Linked DNA regions of Homo sapiens: region 1 is linked to region 2. Evidence: read pairs that join two places in POLR2A ChIA-PET (ENCODE). Cell type or tissue: PC-9. All regions are shown on one strand. Each heading gives the region's core, and the rest is flanking DNA. Links, peaks and the distances in the headings are about the cores only.

Region 1 (9,141 bases), core at 701-8,700, 280 kb before region 2:
AACCACTGATCTTTCTGTCACTCTTGATTGGTTTCCATGTCCTAGAATTTTATGTAAATGAAGTCATACAGTTTGCACAGTTTTTGTTGTTCTGGCTTCATTCACACAGTCATGCATTCCTTTTAATTGCTGAGCAGTGTTCCATTGCATGGATGCGCTACAGTTTGTTTATAACCGCTGATGGACATTTGGGTTGTTCCTAGTTTTTTATTATTACAAACAAGGCTGCTATGAACATCCATGTATAAATCTTAGTGTCGTGTCTTAGTCTATGCTGCTGTTACAGAACACCTGAGAATGGGTAATTTATAAACAACAGAAATTCATTTCTCACAGTTCTCAAGGCTGAGAAGTCCAAGATAAAGACACCAGCATCTGGTGAAGGCTACTGTCTGTTTCCAAGCTGGAACCTTGAATGCTGTGTCTTCAGGAAGGGAGGAACGCTGTGTCCTCATGTGGAAGAAGGAGGAAGAGTAAAAAGAGGCTAACTTTCCTCTGTCAAGTCCTTTTGTAAGGGCATTAACCTATTCATGAGGCAGACCACTCATGAGCTAAACACCTCCCAAAAGACTCCCCCTCCCAACACTGTTGCATTGTAAATTAAGTTTCTGTGTTTCTTCTTTTTAGAGACAGTGTCTTACTCTGTCACCCAGGCTTGGGTGCAGTGGCACATTCATAGCTCACTGCAGCCTCCAACTCTGGTGCTCAAGTGATCCTTCCACCTTATCCTCCTGAGTAGCTGGGACCACAAGCATGTGTCATCATGCCCAGCTACTTTTAAAATTGTTTTGTAGAAGTAAGGTCCTGCCATGCTGCCCGGGCTGGTCTTGAACTCCTGGCCTCAAGTGATCCTCTCACCTCCATCTCTAACACATGAATTTAGGGGAATACATTTACACCATAGCATGTGGACATATGCTTTCATTTCTCTTGGGTAAATGCCTAGAAGTTAAATAGCTGGATCTTATGGTAAATATATGATTAACTTTTTAAGTAAGTACCAAAATGATACAACTACATTTTCCAAAGTGGTTGTATCATTAAAGTGGTTGTATCATTTTACACTTCCACTAGCAATGTTTGAGAGTTCCACTTGTTGCAGTATTTGGTATGGCTAGTCTTTTTAATTTTAGCCATTCTAATAGGCGTATAGTGGTTTCTCATTGTGCTTTTAATTTGCAGTTTTGTAATGACTAATGATGTTAATTAAGCATCTTTTCATATGTTTACTTCTTTCTTCTCTGAACTCTTAAGATAATTAATTGCCTCTAAGAATTCATTAGCTTCTCTAGGCTATCATAAGTAAATAAAGAATTAAATAGATTATAAATAGGTAGGAAGGTAGGTAGGTAGGTGGATGGATGGATAGCTATATTGATAGGTAGGTAGGTAGGTAGATAGCTACCTAGCTAAATAGCTACCTAGCTAAATAGATAGATAGATAGATAGATAGATAGATAGATAGATGATAGATAGATAGATAGATAGATAGATAGATAGATAGATAGATAGATAGGAATTTGAGTTCCTGTCATGTGCCAGACATGATTTTAGGCAATGAGAATAGAGTGCTGAATGAGACAAAAATTCTGCCCTTATGGAATTTCTATTCACATGACAGAGACAGGCAATAAACAATGTAATAAAATGTTAAATATATATAATTACTATGAAAAAACCCTGAATAGTACACGATGACAGATAGTGAAGGGATGAAGCAGGGATGGAGCAACATTTTAACATGATCTCAGACTGTTACATTTATTACCTGCACCTCCTGTGAGGCCCTGAAGAGCACTGTACAGCACTGTTCTGCAGTACTATGCATCATGGGTTATGCTCAGTGCAGATTTGTTCATTATTTCTAGTCCTCTGTCGCCTTCACAAGGGTGGGGTGTCTTAGTCCATTTGGCTTGCTATAACAAAATACCATAAACTAGGTGGCTTATAAACAACAGACATTTATTTCTGACAGTACTGGAGCCTAGGGAGTCCATGAACAAAGTGCCAACAGATTTGGTGTCTGCTGACGCCCACTTTTTGGTTAATAGGTGGTGTCTTCTAGCTGTGTCTTCATGTGGTGAAAGGACCAGCTAACATTTTGGGGTCTCTTCTATAATGATGTTAATCCCTCATGACCTAATCATCTCCCAGTGGTCCCACTTTCTAACACCATCATTTTGGGAGTTAGGTTTCAACATACGAATTTTGGGAAAACACAAACATTTGACCATAGCAGTGGGGCTCCTCCCATCTGTCTTGTTGCCTGGTGAATCTCTCACATGTGGCTCAGGGTCAAGAACATGGTAGGCATTTGTTTAATAGATATCAATTAGATAAATTAATGGAGGAAGGGAGGAGTGAATGGTTCACAGTAGGAATGTAATGTGCAGGGAGAACTCAGTACCAGAACTGAGGCAAGAATTCAGACTTACCAAGGCCTCTTCTGCCAGCTTCCTCTTCTTGGCAGAATGCCTGTGCCACAGCTCATCCAGACAGTTGTGTCCATTCCTTTTGGTCCAGATGAGATGCAGGTGCTCTCCTGAGTATCTTTGTCTCCACCATAGAATTATTTGATTCTAGGTAACATCAATGGCTCCAAACCCTCTCCTTGTGGCCTTACTATGTGGCATTTACCACACTCTGCATCATGAGTGATGTGGGAATTATGCTTCTTGAGATGAGAAAGAAGCCCAGATCATCAACTTTGTGACCCTCTCGGCCCCATTTCAGTATCAGATACGTAGAAGCTCAGTAAATATTTATTGTATTAAATTGAATCCTAAGTCCCTCTAAATGATTCAAGATGTCAGTGAAATACCCTTCACCATTCCAAAAGGCAGAACAAGAGGAAACATCCTATGTTCCTGAAGCACGACTGATTAGACTTAAGAAAATTTTTTATTTTGGTCCTCTAAGTTGTTTAAACAAACTCATTCATATAATTTATATTTGGCAATTTTTGAAAACAGGAGACATTTTCACTCTGAAATAATTTTGAAGTCTTCCAAAGAAGAGACAGAGGCATGGATGAGATGACCTTTAAAAGTTGTTTGCAATGTGTTCAAGACGTGTCACTTGTTTATCTGTAGGTGACATCCTCAATGAGCTCAAGTTCCAAGCCCATAGAGCTGCATGGGCCACCAGAGTCCTCCGAGGCCCCTGGCAAGCTGCAGATCCTGCCTTCCTGTCTCAAAGTTTACAGCCACTGCAAAGGTCAGGAATTGTGGTCCTCACATGTAAAAGATGAGACAGCCAGGGAGCAGGCAAGTTTGCAACCCAGAGCTCTCTTGAGGAACACGGAGCAAAGCCACCAGCCAAGGCATGTTGTTTCCGTCATAATGTGTGCTGCACAGTGTGGAAGAGTTTTATGGTGGCCCTGGCCTAGAGCTGTAAAGTTTATTTCTGCACATTAGCTAGTCCATTGTCCCCTGCCCCCAATATCTCTTTCATCTTCTTTAGGTAGACTTGTCAGGATCCTCTTTTAAACACAAGCCAACTCGGGTGGGACAGAGTTTGTATATCAGCACCTTAATAAATGATCTTCTTTTAAATACAAACCAACTGGGGCAGGGCTGCTTGTATATCAGAACCTTAAAGAAGGCACTAATGTGGCACCCATGGCATCCTAGCCTGTCTTCCTCATTATATGCTGTACTATGAGAATCTAAATAATCTCAGTCTCTCCTGCCTGTGCACTGACTCTGAGGATGCAGTGAACTAACAATAGGTAGAATCATTGCAGACAAAAAGTAGCATCTTTGCATTGCATGGTGTGTTTGGGGAAAATGAAGAATTGTATCTGTGTTCACATTTTTACTTCTACAAAAAGCTGTGTTTCTCCCCAGGCCATGATCCCTGAATCCAAAGAAAAATATTTTAATGCAATTGGGAAGTAAGGAGGAGAGAAGAAAAAATGTGGTGCAATATTCTCATCCAGAAGATGGGGATAAAATATCATCATCTTTATGGGTATTTTGATGATTAAATTGTAAGATCCACATAAAGAGCTCAACACAGAAACTGGTACCTGGAAAGTGATCAATAAATGTTACATAGAATTATTATCTGCTATAACTGTTATGCCCAACTTTCTGGGAAGTTCACTGGACATGGAGGGAGGGAGAGGGAGATGAAAGGGTAGGAATAAAAATAATACAAGTGAGAACACATTTCTTGCTGAGAGGCAAGGTAATGTAGCAGAGAAAGTGCTAATGTTGAGTGCTAGACGAGCCTGATATGTTGTGGGAATGAAAGGCAGGTTAAGAGGGAACACTCAATACATGTTGGTTCATTTTTCTTACTTCTATCTTTCACTTAACTGATTTGTTCTCAATAGGAAATACTTTTTGTCTGAAATTACTTCACAATTCTTCCATAACTAGGTTCAAATCCACAACTATTGATTTCTTCTCTCTCTTAAGAGACAGGGCCTCATTCTTTCTCCCAGGTTGGAATGTAGTGGCACAACCCTAGCCTTGAACTCTTCGGCTCAAGTGATCCTCTCAACTCAGCCTCTCAAGTATCTGGGACTAAAGGTACATGCCCACTAGGCTGAGCTAATTTTTTAAATTCTGTTTTTATTTATTTATTTCCACTTTATTCTCCACTTGAGGAGAGGAGAGGGAAAAGGAGAGAGTAGAGATGGATGCTTACTTTGTTGCCCAGGCTGATCTCGAACTCCTGGCCTCAAGTGATCCTCCCGCCTCAGCCTCCCAAATAGATGGGATTACAGACATGAGCCACTGCCCCTGGCCCCTGATTCTCTTTTAATTAGGACAATCCTGGTTTCCAATGCCAGTTGTCCTGTTTACTAAGCATATGGTCTTGCGTATGTGACTTAACCACACAGGGGCTAAATACCTGATACATAAAATAGAGATGCTAACCCCTATACCAGAGGGTTATTAGGATGATCATATAAGATAACACATGGAGCGGGCTTATCATACAGTGGTACTCAATAAATGGTATCATTGGTAGATTTCCCTAAGCATAGCTGGGTTGCAGGAGTGACTGCTAAAACAATTACCTTGGCTAGCATTTATGGGATTTTTACTAGCAAAGAGGAAAAATAATTTGCTTCATCTAAAATCTTGACAAGTGAGCTATAAATGAAAGAAGATGTGTACACCCTAGAGAGGGAAGGCATTCAGCTTCTCTGTGGTCCTACAGAGGTTTGTCTCCATTCCTGAAAATCTTTTTCATTGCCTCTTTTGACATTCCTACCAACTGACTGTATAATACTACAGTTTCTCTCTGGCTTGCTTGTTGCTTCCTATTGAACTCTCTGGGGAATATCATGCCCCACATGCAGATATGTTGTACTCACTCTGGGTCATTAAGTCCTTCCCTCATCAATACCAATGGTGCACAGAAGCAGCTCATGGCAGGTGTTTACTTCTTCTGAGATGTGTTAACCTCAGGTCTTGTTGGACTGGTATTTACCGCAATGGCTCTATTTTGTAGATTAAAAAACCTGAAGCTCATGGGTTAGAAATGAGTAGGTCAAAGCTCTAATGAGGAAATAACATAGAAAGACAATGAATTTCAGGTTGTTCTCAAGCTGCAGTGGATTTTGTTGAGTTTTTTTTCAAGTTATAAAAGCAGTTTGTGTTTATTACTCTAAGACAAACAAAACAGTTCTTATAGGAGCTGGAAAGCAGGTGCCAACCACCAGACCCATAGTACCTGCCTTACTTGGAAGACTAATTACTATTGCAAAAACTACTCTTTATTGTGCTCTAGCTGAATAGAAGGGTTTAACATCTTAATCTCTTAGAATTAAAATCTGCATGATATTCTGGCCCTCATCAACCCGCAGCAAGAAGGCTCGTTAAAACCTGGGCAGAATAGGAGGTGAAGCAAGATGGTGTTAGAGAAGGCTTCACTGATCATTCCCCCAGACAAGGACACCAAGTTAACAGCTATCTACACAGAAAAAAAACACCTTCATAAGAACCAATAAACAGGCGAGCACTCATAGTACCTGGTTTTAACTTCTTAGTGCTGAAAAAGGTAGAAAGGTAGAAAGTGCTGAAAAAGGCACTGAAGAGGTAGAAAGAAACAGTCCTGAGTTGCTGACGCCACCCCTCTCCCACCCCTGGCAGCAGTGGCCTGGTGCAGAGAGCCTCTTTGGGTGCTGGGGCAGGGAGAACCCAGCAATTCTGAGGCATTGAACTCAGTGTTGTCCTGTTAGAGCAGAAAGGAGAACTGGGTCAAACTCAGCTGATGTCTGCCCACAGAGGGTGCATTTAAACCAGCCCTAAACAGAAGCCAGTCATGGATCCCAGCAGTCAGAACTTGTGCCTGCAAATCTCACCACAGAGGGCTACAGTGCTCTGTGACTCCAAGTAAACTTGAAAGGCAGTCTAAACCATAAGGACTGCAATTCTTAGACTAGTCCTAGTGTTGAATTAGGCCCAGAAGCAGTGGACTGGGGTGGGCGTGGTGGGGAGGTGGCGTGGATGCAACCTACTAAGGCACCAGCTGGGGCAGCCAAGGGAGTGCTGGCATCACCCTTCCCCTAACCCCAGGCTCCACAGTTCGTGGCTCCAAAAGAGACCCCCTTCTTCCACTTGAGGAGAGGAGAGGGAAAAGTGGATAGGACTTTGTCTTGCATCTTGGATACCAGCTCATCCACAACAGGATTGGACACCAGTCAAAGTTGTGAGGCCCCCATTCCAGGCCCTAGCTCCTAGACAACATTTCTTAACACACCCTGGGCCAGAAGGGAACCCACTCCCTTGAAAGAAAGGACCAAGTCCTGGGAGCATGCATCACCTGCTAACTGAAGAGCCCTAGGGCCCTAAATAACGAGCAGCAATACCCAGGTACTACATCAAGGGCCTTGGGTCAGCCTCTGAGACTTGCTGGCTTCAAGTGAAACTCAGCCCATTCCCAGCTGTAATGACTATGGGGCAAAACTCCTCCTGCTTGAGAAAAGCAGAGGCAGAAGTAAAGGGGACTTTGTCCTGCACCTTAGATACCAGCACAGCCACAGAGGGGCAAAGCATCAAACAGGCTCTTGGGATTCCTGATTCTAAGACTTGACTCTTGGACAGCATTTCTGGACCTGACTGAAGCCAGCAGGGAGCCCACTGTCCTAGAGGGTGAGTTCCAGGCCAGGCAGCATTCACCATGAGCTGACTGAAGTGCCCCTGGACCTTAAGGAAACATGGGTGGTAGTCCAGCAGTACTCCTTGTGGCCTGGGGTGGTGGTGGCTACAGGGAGAGGCTCCTTTGCCCTTAGAAAGGGGAGGGAAGAGTGGGAAGGACTGTGTCTTATGGTTTGAGTGCCAGCACAGCTGTAATACAGTAACACCAGATAGACCTCTAAGGTCTTTGACTCTAGTCCCTGACTCTTGGATAGCACCTCTGGACCCACCTGGGGCCTGGGGGACCTCACTATCCTGAAAAGAAGAATACAGGCCTGGTTGGCTTTACCACCTGATGATCGCAGAGCCCCAGGGCCTTTAGAGAACATAGGCAGTAGCCAGGGAATGGTTACAGCAGGCCTTGGGCGAGCCCCAGAGCTGTGTTGGATTCAGGTCTGACCCAGCCCAGTTGTATTGCTGGTGGTGCTTGTGTCACTCCACCCCCAGCTTTATGTGGCTCAGAACAGAGAGAACGATTTCATTTGTTTGGGAGAAAGTAAGGAAAGAGAACAAGAGTCTCTGCCCGGTAATCCAGAGAATTCTCCCAGATCTTGTCCAAGACCATCAAGTCAGTACCTCTATGAGTCTGCAAGAATCACAGCATTATTGGGCCTGGGGTGTCTCCTAAAGCAGATACAGCTTAGATCACAACACCCAAGTCTTTTCAAATATCTGGAAAGCCTTCCCAATAAGGATGGCTACAAATAAGCCCAGACAGTGAAGACTACAATAAACACCTAACTCTTCAATGCCCAGACACCAAAGAACATCTACTAGCGTCAACACCGTCCAGGAAAACATGACCTTACCAAATGAACTAAATAAGGCACCAGGGACCAATACTGGAGAAACAGAGATATGTGACCTTTCAAATAGAGAATTCAAAATAGCTGCATTGAAGTAACTCAAAGAAACTCAAGATCACACAGAGAAGGAGTTCAGAATTCTATCACATAAATGTAACAAAGAGATTGAAATAATTAAAGAATCAAGCAGAAATTCTGGAACTGAAAAATTCAGTTGGCATACTGAAGAATGCATCAGATTTTCCTTTAATAGCAGAATTTATCAAGCAGAAGAAAGAATTAGAGAGCGTGAAAACAGCCTATTTGAAAATACAGAGTAAGAGGAGACAAAATTAAAAAAATAAAAAACAATGCAGCTTGCCTACAGGATCTAGAAAATAATCTCAAGGGCAAATCTAAGACTTTTTGGTCTTAAAGAAGTGGTTGAGAAAGAGATATGGGTAGAATGTTTTTTCAAAGGAACAAGACCAGAGAACTTCCCAAACCTAGAGAAAGATATCAATATGCTAGTACAAGAAGGTTATAGAACACCAAGCAGATTTAACCCAAAAAAGTCTACCTCAAGGCATTTAATAATCAAACTCCCAAAAGTCAAGGATAAATAAAGGATCCTAAGAGCAGCCAGAGAAAAGAAACAAATAACATAAAATGGAGGTCCAATATGTCTGGCAGCAAACTTCAGGGGAAACTTTACAAACCAGGAGAGAGTGGCATGACATATTTAAAGTGCTGAAGGAAAACAAAAACAAAAACAAAAACAAAAATATTTCACCCTAGAATAGTATATCAGGCAGAAATAGCCTTCAAACATGAAGGAGAAATAAGTATTTTCTCAGACAAACAAGACCTGAGGGATTCCATGAATACCAGACCTTTCCTACCAGACGTGCTAAAGGGAGTAGTTCCATCAGAAAGAAAAAGACATTAATGAGCAATAAATAATCACCTGAAGGTACAAAACTCACTGGTAATAGTAAGTAAATGGAAAAACAAAGAATATCATAACACTGTAACCGTGGTGTGTAAACTACTTTCATCCTAAGTAAAAAGACTCAAAAATAACCAATAAATTATAATAACTAAAATAACTTTTCAAGACATCATCAGTACAATAAGATATAAATGGAAACAACCAAAAGTTAAAAAGTGAGGAGACAAAGTTAAAGCATAGAGTTTTA
Region 2 (9,141 bases), core at 455-8,454:
CATTAGAAAAAAAATTTAGAGAAAAGTCATAAAATTACCTATAATTTGACTATCCTAACTCAACCTCTTAGAGCATTTTGAGATACTAATTCCAGATTTTTGTTTTCCATATGTATGTGATTTGTTGCTATTTTATAAACAAACATATAGCCATATGATTACCATCTACTAGATTTTTTTTTTTTTTTTTTTGAGATGTAGTCTTGCTCTGTCACCAGGCTGGAGTGCAGTAGTGCAATCTTGGCTCACTGCCACCTCTGCCTCCCAGGTTCTAGCAATTCTCCTGCCTCACCCTCCCGAGTACCTGGGACTACAGGCACATGCCACCACTCCCAGCTAATTTTTTGTATTTTAGTAGAGATGGGGTTTCACCCATGTTGCCCAGGCTGGTCTCAAACTCCTGAGCTCAGGCAATCCACCCACCTCGGCCTCTCAAAGTGCTAGGATTACAGGCCTGAGCCACTGCGCCTGGCCACCATCTACTAGATTTCAAATGAAACTTGAGGTGGAGTTTTTAGTAACTTCCTTTGTGAGGCTCTTCCCTGTTGAATACATCTGCCAGTCAGAAGCATCTATCTCTTCTCTTGACACTTGTGGCCAAATCACCCTTTGGATTAAATCTGAGATTAAGCTCAGGATGCCTGACTACCTTTGTATTAATTCAGCTTTTCTCCTGGTGAGAGTGCCACCCCTTTATCAGAAAGGCTTGAACTTAAAAGTAGCAACATGGGGGAGGGGGCGGAGATCTTAACCTGGATTTATCCATATTTTCCACTGCAATTCTATGTTTATACATACGAGGAGATATCAAAGCACTGCTTGGAATCTCTTGCCTCCCAGGAGTTCATAAATCTCTCCCTTTCACTTACACTGCAGGGATATTAAACACATTATTCTGTTTTGATTGAACGCCAGTAAAATTAAATTTCATCTTTCCATCTGTGGCACCATGCGGGGCCCATTGCTTTATGGAAAAGGGGAGAGTGGCAATGGTGGAGGGATCTCTTCAGGACGCACAGGAGCATGCCACTTTTTGCTAGACAAAATGAATTTTTCTCTTCCATGGCACAAATCTCAACATCTGCTCTGTCTTTACCTCCCAGACACCCTGACAGGTGTAGCCGTCTTTAAAACATTGCTAGGAAGCAACATATGGACAGTCAACAGTGTATAAAGGATAAACACACACAGGGTGGGGGCAGGGCTATGTTTCTGATCTTTCAGCCTTATTATTATTTCTTAATCTGGCTTTAATTTCTCCAGGCTTTCCTGGGTGTCCATCTTTCACCAACCCATCAAAATGTTTGGCACAGAATTGTGATTTTCACCCTTGGCTTTTCCAGCTGTTTCTCACCATTTAGCTACATCCCTGTCTCTTCCCCACCCCCAGGGAGAGGAAAGTTAAATGATGTTAATCTGCCAAATATTTCTAATCATTAGGAAGCCATGAAAATTAACATAACCATCAGAGGAAATTAATTGCCAAAGAAGACAAGGTTAGAACTGGAGAGTGAGGACTGGGGAGAGGAGGCAGGCAGAAGGGCACTTTGTTTCTCCTTTGTGGTTTTGACAGAGGGGTTACAGCTGGAGGACGGGAGGAGGCTAAGCACAGAGCTGCTTCCTACTCTTAATTATGAGAACAGCCCCAGAATTTCAAGTGGTGCCAGTGGTGAAAGACTAGCAGAGGGATTCCCTCGATTCCTTTCTCTTTTTCCTCTCCCTGCTCCACTGGGGGAGATTTCTGGTTATTTTTTAATTCCAGTTCAAAATAGAGGTTGGGGGAAAAGAAGCCCACACAGGCCTCCTGCAGGAAATACCATTAATAATTAATACCCAATAATAATCAAATCCATGGGAGACTCATTACAAGTAAAGTCTTGACAGACTCACCGATGGATGCCCTTAGCTTTGCTTCTTCATCAGCTTGCAGGATTTGTTCAGCAGGGATTTGAGCACACATAAGCAATGACAAAAAAAAAGGATAAATAGCAGGTTTGTTCACTGAAGAGGCTTATTCATCCCTATAGGATTTTTTTCATTTTAGGTTTATGGCTTGGTGGGGAATTTCTCTTTAATTGGGATTGTAATATAACGATGGAACCTGTCGACATTTACAAGAGAGATGGGAGGGCAATTCTTCCTAACTTGTTTGTTGTTATTATTACAACACTGGCTCCTTTAGGAGATTCTGTATAAAGGAAGCAGACAATCAGGCTGATTAGAGACAAAGCAGCCAGTAAGAGAAGAAAGAGAAGAGAGACTACGAGCCACAGGATTGATCTGGGGCTAGCAACTGCTTGGAAGTCAGGCTATTCAGAGAGCACTTTGCACATGGAATGTGTGCTTTAATCTTCACACTAAGGTCAGTGTTACAGCCCCATTTTCTAGATGAGGAAACTGAGGAAAAGGGAAGTTAGGTAATTTCCCCCAACATTTCAATTCATAAATGGCAGTGTTGGGATTCTATCCCTGGAAGCTGGCTGAGAAGTCAGCTCTGATTTGCTACTCTTTTCTGGCTTTTTGAGATGTGAAAAAATGACTCTCTCCAAAGTCAGGTGTACAATGTGGGAAGAGAAGCTCTTTTCTGAGCCTGGCTTTCCTAAGGGCAGAATTTTCTAGTGATTCTACCCTATGTTCTGTAAAGTATATGAAAATATTAAGGCCTCTTTCTTAACACGCTCACAGAGAAAGCAGGTGGAGTCATGGCAAGAAATCAGATTTCACTCAGATGGTTCAGCCAAAGGGAATTTAATGTAGAGATTGTTTACAGAGGTGTGGGTATGGCTAAGGCAGCCTAGTGCGGACTTAAGGAACCCAGAAACAAGCAACAGCAGCCGTTACCTCCAACACCGAATTCTAGGACAAAGGTCCAACCCTCAACTCACTGGAAACCATAGAGCACTTCCATAACCTTTAACCAAAACTTCAGCCAAACCAGGCTGGGTAGATATTTAAAGGACCTCCTCAGTTTGGAATTTTGTTTATTTAATTAAGAAAAAATTTTGGGCCAGGCGTGGTGGCTCACGCCTGTAATCCCAGCATTTTGCAAGGCCGAGGCGGGCGGATCACGAGATCAGGACATTGAGACCATCTTGGTCAACATGGTGAAACCCCGTCCCTACTAAAATGCAAAAAATTAGCCAGGCGTGGTGGCACGCACCTGTAGTCCCAGCTACTTGGGAGGCTGAGGTGGGGGAATTGCTTGAACCCGGGAGGTGGAGGTTGCAGTGAGCCGAGATCATGCCACTGCACTCCAGCCTGGCAACAGAGTGAGACTCCATCTCAAAAAAAAAAAAAAAAAAAAAAAAAAAGAAAAAGAAAAGAGAAGAAAGAAAGAAAACATTTGGAATGGACAAAAAATACAAAAATAATAAAATAAACCCAATAAACACAATATCAAAATTTGTCAAACGCTAGCCTAGTCATTTCACATTTCTTATTTTCAAAAAAATTTAAAGCTACAGTGTAACTAAAGTCTTCCCACCCTCCTTCTCTTCCTCTTCATTCTCACTTATCTTCCCTCTCATCATGAGTGATTGCTATTCTGGATTTGGTGACATCTCATTAGCATACTTTCATATTTTTACTACATATTGATATATCTGTAATCGATAGATATTGCTTTGTATAATTTAAATGCATATAAATTGCATTTGTAACTACAGTTTACATATAAAATGTATTTGTAAACAACTTGCTTTTTTTCATTTAACATATTTTTAAGTTAATTCCTATTGCTATAGACACATCAAATTTATTATCTGCCTGGTATTCCATTGTATGACTAAACTATAGTTATCCCTTTTTTCTTGATAATATTCAAGCTGTTTTCAATTTTTCTGTTGAAAACAATGCTGGAATAAGCATTTGTGTACATATCTACATGAGAACATAATGCAGGAAATTGTCTAGAAGTGGATTCACTGGGTTATAAAGCATTCCTATCCTTGATTATGCTGATAATGCCAGACTGCCTTCCACAGTGCCAATTTTATAGTCACCATCACTGAATGATAATTTGCATTCTTCATATTCTGGCTTTAATTTACACCTTCTGGTTCTAATTTATATTTCCTTTATTCCAAATGAAATTGAACTCAAACTTTTCATGTGTTTACGAGACATTCATGTTTCTGCTCTTATGTGTCTGTTTAAATATATATTCTATCTTTTTCTTCAATTGTCTTTATCTTACTCTTTAAAGGAGTGTTTTATATATTCTGGTCACTAATTTTTATGTATATGACAAATACTTATCTTTTAATTTTTGAATGTTGAATGTCTTCAATGTATAGTTTTTTTTTCTATTATTTTACTTTAAATTTTTTTATATTTTTCTGTTTAAAATGAGGGTCTTACACATAGCACTTCATTATGTGTTAACAATTTCTGCCTTTCAATTTGACCTTAGACAATTTACATTTAATGTAATTATTCATATGGTTAACCATTAAATCTACTATCTTATGATTTGTTTTCTAGTTGAGCTGTATCCATTTTTTGTTGTTTTCTATCTGCTTTTAGATCTTCATCTACAAAATTGTTTGTTAGTTTCTTTTTTTGTTTTTCTTTCATTTTCATCTTTATTATTGGCTTATTAGCTAAAACCTTTTGTTTCAGTGGTTGCTGTAGGGTTTACAGTGTTTACTTTTTATATACTATAGTCGACCTTCAAAAAATATTATACTGCTTCTTGCATAATGTATGAACCTTACAAATGAATGCATCATTTCTTCCTTCTATACTTTGCTGTATAGTTGTCATATATTTTACTTTTATATATGCTATAAACTCTACAATATATTATTGGTGTTTTTGCTTTAAATAGTAAATTATCTTTTTTAAAAAATAAACTTTTTATTTTGGAATAACTTTAGATTTGCAAGAAAGTTGCAATGAAACAGATTTCTCACATATACTTTACCAATTTCTCCTAATGTTAACATCTCACACAATTATAGTACATTTGTCAAAACTAACAACTAACATTGATACACTACTCTTAACTAAATATAGATCTTATTCAAATTATTAAAGTTTCCACTAATGTGCCTTTTCGAAAAAGACAATTATCTTTTTAATTTTTTTAGATAATTGAAGATTCACTTGCATTTTTAAGAAATAATAAAGAGACATCCTATGTATCCTTTACTCAGCTTCCTTCAGTGGTAACATCTTGTGATACTATAGTACAATATCACAGTGATGATATCGATAGGATCAAGAGACAAAACATTTTCATCATCACAGTGATCCCTCACGTTGCCCTTTTATACCTACTCCTGCTTTTCTCTCACCTCCCTTGTCTTCCCTCCTCCCTAATTCCTCGTCTTTTATTCTGGCAACCACTAATGTGTTCTCCATTTCCAAAATGTGTTATTTCAAGGTTGTTATGTAAGTGAAATCATAAAATAGACAATCTTCTGAAATTGGTTTTCTCCACTAAGTATAATTCTTTGGAGACTTATTCAATTTGCTCCATATACAATATTTTGTAATTTGTTCCTTTTTATTGCTGAGTAGTAGTCTATGGTATGAATGGATGTACCACAGTTTGTTTAATTATTCATTTGTCAAGAGACATCTGGATTGTTTCCAGTCTTGTGATCTTATGAATGAGGCTACTATAAACATCCCTGTACAGGTTTTTATGTGAATATATGTTTTCATTTCTATGAAATAAGTCAACTAATTGCTGGGATATATGGAAATTACATGTTTAATTTTTAAAGAAACTGACAAACTTTTTTTCAGAGTGGCTGTGCCATTTTACACTCCCACCAGCAATGTGTGAGTGATCCAGTCTCTCTATCTCCTCACTGTCACTATTTTTTAATCTTGCCATTTTGATTTTTGTGTTGCAATATCTCATTGTGGTTTTAATTTGCATTTCCCTAATGCATAGTGATAATGAACATCTTTTTATGTGCTTATTTGCCATCCATACATTCTTTTCAGTGAAATGTCTTCATGTCTTTTACCCATTTTCTAACTGGATTATTTGGGTTTTTTTTTTTTTTTTTTTTTTTTTTTTTTACTGTTGAGTTTTGAGAGTATTTTCTACATACTAGGTATTAGCCTTTTGATGGCTATATGCTTTGGAAATATTTTCTTCCCATCTATACCTCCTCTTTTCATCCTCTTAAAAGTATCTTCTGCAGAGTAAAAGTTTGTAATTTTGAAGAAGTATAGTTTTTTTTTCTTTTGTAAACTGTGGTTTGGTGTTAAGTCTAAAATATTTTTGCCTAGCTCTAGATCTCAAATATTTTCTCCTATATTTATTTCTGAAAGTTTTATAGTCTTATAACCACTTTTAAGTCTGTGATATATTGAGCTAATTTTTGTAAAAGGTGTGAGGTTCAGGTCAAGGTCATTTTTTGTGTATATCCAATTTCCCAGCACTATTTGTTGAAAGGACTATCTTCTACCATTAAATTGCTTTTGCACTTTGTCAAAAGTTTGTTGGTTACATTTGTCTATTTTGGAGTTTTCTATTCTGTTCCATTGATTTATGCACCTATACCTCTGTCATACTCTCTTGCTTACTTTAACCTGAAGTCAGTTTCATCTTGCCTTAGTTTTCATTTACAAAATTTTTTAGTTTCTTTTTTTGTTTTTTTCTTTGTGTCTGTTTTTATCCTTCCATTTACATTTTAGAATAATCTTGTCTATATCTATAAAGCATTCTTCCAGAATTTTGATAGGAATTATGTTAAACCTGTATATAAGTTTGGGGAAAATTGACATCTTTACTATGTTGTATCTTCCAACCCATGAACATGGTATGTCTTGCCATGTATTTAAATTTTGATGTCTTTCATCAGTAGTAATAATTTACAGCATATGAGTCCTGTATATGTTTTGTTTATACATTTGTATTTTTATTATGTTTACCTTGTATTCTATGACCTTATTATTAGTTCTAGGATTTTAAAAATAGATTCATTGGGATGTAGATATCATGTTATCTGCAAATAGGGACAGTTTTATTTCTTCCTTTCTAATATGTATGCCTTTTGCCTCTTTTTCTTTTTCTGCCTTTCTCTGTGTTACATGAACATTTTTTAGAATTAAATTTGGATTTCTCTATAGTGTCTTTTAGTTTGTCTAATTTTTAGCTTTTTTAGTGGCTGCTCCAGGTACTGTATTATATACAAATAACTTATCCCAATTTACTGGTGTTGACATTTTACCAATGCAAATAAGGTGTAGAAATCTTCTTTCTCTTCATGTTTTTTTATCTTCCCCCAATTATAATTGTCTTAAATAGTTCCTCTATACATATTTAAAATTACCTCAGACTGTTAAATTGTTGCTTGAATTGTTAAATAATATTTAGAAAACTAAATGGAAGAAAAATGTATTTGCCCATGTTTTTACTCTTTCTGTTATTCTTTTTTTCTTCCTAATGTTTTAAGATTCCTTCTTCTATCATTTTATTTCTATTTAGAAAACTTCCTTTATCATTCTCTTAGGGTAGGCCTACTGGTGAAACTTTATCTTAGTTTTCCTTCATCTGAGAATATTTTGATTTTCCCTTTCTTCTGGAAAGATATCTTTGCTGAATATAGAATTCTGACTTCACAGGTTTTTTTTTTTCTTTTAGCACTTGAAAATTGTGCAAATTCTTTCTGACCTCCATGGTTTCTGATGAGAGATCCACTATTATCCAAATTGCTTTTCCCTTAGAGGTAAAGTGTCACTTCTCTCTTGCTGCTTCCAATATTTTATTTCTTTGATTTTCAGAAGTTTGACTATCATATATCTGGGTTAGACTACTTTTCAGTTTATCTTGTTTGGAGTTCAGCCTGCTTCTTGAATCTGTCATTGTTGTTTTGCCAAATTTGTGAAGCATTCAGTCATTATTTCTTCTAGTCTCCTACTAATTTTTCAGCTCTGCTAAGTTTCTCTTCTCTTTTCAGGATTCTGATACCAAAGTTAGAGCATTTGTTACAGTCCCACAGTTCCCTGAAAATTTATTCACTATTTTCTTTCAGTGTATTTTCTCTGATATTCAGATAGGATAATGATAATTTCTACTATTTTATCTTCAAGTTCATTTTTTTCCTCTGTCCTTTCAATTCTGCTATTGAGTCCATCTATTAAGTTGTTTTTATTGCTATTATTTTGGCTATTTTATTTCTCAGGGTGCTGAGCAAGACAGCACCATGACCTCAATTATGTATTCAGAAGATCACTCTGGGTACTACAATGTGAAACAAAAATAGAAACAAGAAATGGTGACAGTTCAGACCTGGGTGGTAGCAGTAGAGATGGTATTAAGTGGTAGAGTTTAAGTTAAATGACAGCATTTTTGATGGATTGAAAATGTAGTATAGCAGGAAGGGAGGAATCAAGGATGATAACATCTAGATGCTTGGCCTGAGCAACTCATGAGTGGTGATGTAATTTTTTTAATATTGAGAGGAAGTGGGTGGGATTGAAAACTAGGAATCCAGTATACTCTATGGACAGCTTAATTTTAAGATGTTTACCAGGCTGGGCACAGTGGCTCAAGCCTGTAATCCCAGCACTTTGGGAGGCCGAGGTGGGCAGATCACGAGGTCAGGAGTTCGAGACCAGTCTGATATGGTGAAACCCCGTCTCTACTAAAAATACAAAAATTAGCTGAGCATGGTGGCGTGCACCTGTAATCCCAGCTACTCAGGAGGCTAAGGCAGGAGAATCGCTTGAACCTGGGAGGCGGAGGTTGCAGTGAGCCAAGATCACGCCATTGCACTCCAGCCTGGGCGACAGAGTGAGACTCTGACTCAAAAAAATAAATAAATAAATAAATACAATAAAAAGATGTTTAGCAGACATCCAAGTGAATATACTGAGAAGAGAGCTAAATGTATACAACCAAAGCACAGGAGAAGGTTAATTTTTGAGATTTTAAATACAGGACTCACCAGTATATGTCATGTTTCATCAAATCAAGGTCACCATTGATTCTAAGATATAGCCTTAAGGGAAAAAAAACTGCCAATTAAAGTATGGTTTAATTGTGCCTTAATGGTTTTTCATGGTACATTAATTGGTCATATCTATACATTGATTTGGTTATTTTTTCTACCATATTCGACAAATTCTCCTGCCTCTTTTTACATCAATAAGCATGTGGTAGGTAATTGTTTTGCA

Evidence for each region. ChIA-PET counts read pairs that join two places held together with the same protein. Peaks named below come from ENCODE experiments on the same cell type or tissue, not always from the same donor. Only the 100,000 strongest peaks of a DNase experiment are listed, where the experiment ranks them.
Region 1: POLR2A ChIA-PET joins it to region 2 with 10 read pairs; 2 of 35 experiments call an interaction of 5 or more read pairs at or near these places.

The regions. Positions count from the first base shown.
Region 1 is chr1:208,610,322-208,619,462 of GRCh38, forward strand. It overlaps LINC01735 (long intergenic non-protein coding RNA 1735), which reads right to left and starts at 3,801. Exons shown (of 2, transcript XR_001738430.2): 1 at 1,769-3,801. RefSeq lists enhancers at 2,383-2,552, 2,453-2,622. In PC-9, for the core only: no CTCF peak of the experiment used is centred there; no DNase peak of the experiment used is centred there.
Region 2 is chr1:208,891,420-208,900,560 of GRCh38, forward strand. The region is part of intron 1 of LOC107985255 (a long non-coding RNA gene); the gene reads right to left. Among named protein-coding and RNA genes, the nearest start is that of LINC01774, 76 kb to the right of the region's middle. In PC-9, for the core only: no CTCF peak of the experiment used is centred there; no DNase peak of the experiment used is centred there; H3K27me3 peaks cover 706 bases.